2 separate regions of the Homo sapiens genome follow, and region 2 is linked to region 1. Evidence: read pairs that join two places in POLR2A ChIA-PET (ENCODE). Cell type or tissue: PC-3. All regions are shown on one strand.

Evidence for each region. Peaks named below come from ENCODE experiments on the same cell type or tissue, not always from the same donor. Only the 100,000 strongest peaks of a DNase experiment are listed, where the experiment ranks them.
Region 2: POLR2A ChIA-PET joins it to region 1 with 8 read pairs; 4 of 35 experiments call an interaction of 5 or more read pairs at or near these places.

The regions. Positions count from the first base shown.
Region 1 is chr7:112,135,594-112,138,093 of GRCh38, forward strand. All of the region lies in intron 1 of DOCK4 (dedicator of cytokinesis 4), which reads right to left. Among named protein-coding and RNA genes, the nearest start is that of DOCK4, 70 kb to the right of the region's middle. In PC-3, no CTCF peak of the experiment used is centred here; no DNase peak of the experiment used is centred here; H3K27ac peaks cover 1,684 bases.
Region 2 is chr7:112,067,946-112,070,445 of GRCh38, forward strand. All of the region lies in intron 1 of DOCK4 (dedicator of cytokinesis 4), which reads right to left. Among named protein-coding and RNA genes, the nearest start is that of DOCK4, 140 kb to the right of the region's middle. In PC-3, no CTCF peak of the experiment used is centred here; no DNase peak of the experiment used is centred here.

The sequences.
Region 1 (2,500 bases):
CCACTTGACTATCCTGCCGCCTTGATTAAGCTGCCTGTAGACTGCTGTGCAAGGAATTAAATACCATCTAGAATAGAAATTCAAACACCAGAAACTTTGAAGAAAAAAAAAAGGTAACCAATAGCTTTTTCTATTTCTTTTTTCCAAGAGTTCCATAAAATTGTTATCAGTCCTCTCACCAAAAAAAAAAAATTGAACCAGTACAAATTACCCCGAAGTTTAATGATAAAAAATTGAATTTTGTTGCTTTCCTGGTGGAATATCTGAAAGGCCAACAGAAAATAATAAGAGAAACCAACCCTTATTGATTTCCTTCCACATTCTTCCTAATTCCAGGCCACCTGCCCCAAATGATAATCTAAATCTTCAGCCAAGCTGAGAAAACCAAGTATTTGGCAACCATCAAGAGCTAATCAGATTTTTCCTGTGTCATACACCAGTGCCATGGGTTGAAAGGGGAATTATTTGGGCCAATTTCCAAAGATGCAGTGAAAATTAAATACCCTCTCAGAAGTTTTGGCCTCAGTGTGGCTTATAACCCAAATCAATAGCTTGTAAAATTTCAAAGCTCTGAAGACAATAAAAACAAAAAGAATGAAACCGGTTTCATTTTATAGCTAATATGTTTTAATATCAAAAGAAACATAGAAACTATGAAGGACTAGCAACACACATAAAGCCATTATCTTGTAGATTTTTCTCTCTGTGGTTGATCTCACATTTGCAATCCCAGAGTAGCTTGTAAATCACTCAGCCTAACATCATGCCAGAATTCCCACTCCCACAGACAAGTATGATGCACTTAGGGAACACAAAATAATTTTTATTACCTTAATCCAGACAATTACGAGAAGATAAATCTGCTACAAAATGCCATAATTCACTCGCTCCCTCACACATGCGTAACACCTATGTGTCAAGCCCTTTGCTGGGGGATGATGTGGCAAACAGAATTGTGTCCACCCTCAGAATTTATACTTAGGCGGAAGACAAAAGACTGGATACAAATAACTGGAGTTCAAGGTCAAATGTTGTAACTACTATCAGGCTGGCATAAACAAAACACACTAGGATTCAGGAAGGGGCAGAAATTACCTCTAGTTTATGTGATCAGGCAGGGCTTTTTGGAAACAGACCACATTTAAATTGGGTCTTGAAGGATGAATATGATTTTGAAAGCAGAGACTGATGGATAATTTGAAAAATGAAAAGAGAGAGAGAGAGGGCTGACATTTTCCAGAAGGCTAGTATGTATGCCAGCACTGTGCTAGGAGCTTTTATTTATGATATCTCATTTATTTTCAATGGGAAAGCAAAATGGTATTCAGCTATGGAATTTGGGAGAGAGGCAAAAAGGTGGGGAAGATGGGTTGGGTGAAAAGGCAGAGTGCCTCCAATACTGAGCCAAAAAATCTGAACTTTACCTGAGGAAAAAATGGGAAACTACCAACCACGTTTAGAATGCCAAAAGAGAAAAAGAGAGAGAAGACAGCAAGAAAGAAAAGGTATTGAGTCATACATATTGCTATAGATAATTGGTACAAATAACTGCCAACCACATTTAAATAATTTTTTTATCATAGCTTATGTGATGCCTGTATGCTATATTTCATTAAAAGTTTTGGAAGGATTCTAGAAGATAATTTATTTCACCTTCTACTCAATTGAATAAATCCCTCTACATCATCCCAGAGAGTTCCTCCAGCCAGTCTCAGCACCTGCACAACAGGGAACCTCACAGCGAGCTCCTGCTATGCGTCAAGGCCTCTGTCAGAGGAGGTTACATTTCTCCACAGCTTGAGAGGTTGCAAAGCATTTCTTTGAGCTAAAATCTCCCTTGTAGTTTGGTCCTTTGGTCCGAGATCACACACAGGACAACATTTTTCCATCTATTCTAAGACATGCTTTTTACCCATTTCAACAACTATAAAATCAGAGGGAGGCTTACCATCAATTCTGCATTATAACTTTAATAGGCAGCAATTTTTCTGAAAGGCAAATAAAATAATGACTCATTTTATAGCCAGTGGTATCTCAGATGCAATAAAACATAGTAAGATAATATTTTACATAAGGTTGGCCTAACCCTTCCTCAATGGCTAATCTCTTTTCCATATTTGAGAAATGTCCTCAAAAGTAGAGATACCAAGCCAAGGTTCTGCAGCCATACACTCCTCAGCCCAGCAACAGTCTTCCATTTACTAGCTCAGTGACCTTGACCTGACTCACACCTCTTTATAATTTTAGTTTTCTCATCTGTAAAACAGGGCTAACAATAATACTTGCTTCATAGGCTTTCTGTGTGTGCATTACACTGGATAATACACATAAAGTATTTGCATAGTGCTTAGCACACAGTCAACATTCAGTAAATGTTAGCCATGATCATAATCAATCATCATCATCATCCACCTCTAGATTAAATAATTTCTTCTCTACAATCATCTCCCATATGACATACTTGCTAAAACTTTTGTCTACTTCTGGGTCCACTCCAATT
Region 2 (2,500 bases), 68 kb before region 1:
CAATCCCAGACCATTAATCACTACACTTAAGAATGTTCATCTCAAAGCAGGTATGTAATTATATACAGAGCCAAGAAAATTATGCATGTCTCACACAACAAGGGAAAAGAAAAATGAATTGAAGAAATATATAATAAGCACCAGATCTCTTTGTTCACACATAATCTGCTGTTCTTGTTTGTTTACTTGCTACTGGGGAGTTTGCAAAGAAGACTGCACTATTGTACTCATAATCTAGTATAACAGCAGTATGACTTTGGTCCAGGAAAAATCCTTCTGGGTCAGTTTCTTCAACTGTAAAGTGGTGAGAGTACCTGCATCCCTTGTTGGTTCCTTGAAAAGATAAAACAATGTTAGAGCACCCTGTAATGATCTTGACAGTTATATTTACCCAGATTGCTTTGGGTCAGATAGGGAGGTAGCATAGTACTATGATTAAGAGCACACTGGCTTTGGGTGTGAATTCCAGCTCCATCCCTTCTACGTATGTGAATGTGGACAAGTTATTTACCCTCTCTAAACCTCAGTTTCCTCATCTGTAAGACAGAGGTAACAATATCTACCTCATAAACTTATGGTGAGAATTAGACAAAAGAACCCACATTGAGTGCTTAGCACAGTTCCTGACACATTGCAAATGCATATAAATTATTATAATTATGACTCTGCCTTAGGCAATGAGAAGCCTATAAGGCAACCTAAAGAGCAAAATATCTTCTCTGATATTCCCATCGGCTGCAGCGAGACTCATCTTTCTAGAGACAGACATGGTGTCTCATTCATCCTGCATCCCCAAGCACCTCTTGTAGGCTCTGTAGTTAGTGGGTATTCACACTCTGATTGAAATAATGTCCCAAGGTACTTCTTGAGGATTCAGAGAGCCCTGAGATGTAGGATCTCTATCTCTTCTGATTGTCCCCAAGTGCCTCACCAGAGAATAACTTTTTTAATGAGTTAACATGAAAATAACCAGCTGAAACATTTAAAAACAACAAAAAAGAGAAATATTAATGAATGATATCATTAGGAAGAATTTCCAACTTCTATCTCTAATTCTTCACTCCTGTATAAAATGTGCCTCCCTCAAAGAAGTAAATGTGCTTGACATTTAAAATGCACTCTTGCATATCTTGAATAACAGACTGGCTATTCTGAGTGCCCAAATGATTATCTGTTGCCTGACATTAGTACTGCCAGACAGTGATGGCTTGTACACCAAGCCGTCTACGTAACACCAAGTTTGTACACCGAGCAAACTTTTGTCATTGGGTGGATAACAGCTCAGTACTTTTCTCCTGAGAAGATTGAGTTATTGTTGGCACTGCAGGCTAAATGTTTTTATAACACGCATGCCTTTGCTCATCTTCTCATTCAGGCACTCACTCAACCAACTATTAATGAAAGACATAATTCTTGCCTTTAAGGGGCTCTCAGCCTAATGAGGTAAGTAGCATCATGTCATTGTTACTAGATAGGACTCTACATTAAGAATAACTTACTTGAATCTCAATTCTACCTCTTATTGGAAGACTTAGAGAAAACTGGCTAAAACTGTCGTTCTCAGTTTCCTTACCTCTAAGACAAAGACAATGGTACCCACCTGTCTCACAGGGTCGTTCTGAGGACTTAATGAAATAACACATATACAGTACAAAGAGCCTCACACAAGAGCTTTCTCTTTAAAACTTGGCTTCCTTGTTCTTGTTGCTGTTACAATTAGTGGTGGTGGTGGATATACGGTGACAAGAGCATGGACTGGTATCAGAGCAAAGATCAAGAGTACCCAACTCAGCGGTAGAAAATAGAAAATGTCTCTCCATTGAAACAGATCCACTGCATTAAAAAAGAAATAAGAAAAATAAAGGAAAATAGAAAATGCCTCCTAAAACAGAAAGTACCAAGCTAGAAATTGTCAAACAGGCAAGGAAGAGGGAAGAGCAAAGGATGGAAACAAAAGGGCACGTGCAGCCATGGGAAGAGAGTTACACAGTACACAAACTGAGTCATAGTGGAACATTAGGGTGGAAAGAAAAGCTGGTCAGTTTTTGACAGGAGTTCCGATCTTAGCCAGAAAACAATGGTGATCCATTGAAGGATTTGGAGCAGTCAAGGATGAGAATCACAACTCAACAAGTTCATTTTAATGGCAGTGTGGAAGATGGATTAGATGAGGTGAAAGAACAATAGGGCTAGGTAGAAAGCAGCTATAGTAGCAGGCAGGAAATCTTCAGGCCAAATGAATATAATGACAACAGAGTTAAATAGGAGATGACTAATTAAAAGACTATTTAGGATGTGGACTTAGAAGTAGATGGGAACCCTTTAGATACAGGGGTGGGAGGAAGAAGGAAGGGATATTATGATTTCAGCACTTCGGGCTTAAGCAAGCACATGAATGATAATGCCATTCACTGAGAGTAACTATGGGAATTGATATATTAGGTTAGTGCAAAAGTAACTGTGGTTTTTGCCATTAAAAAAAAATGCCAAAAATCACACT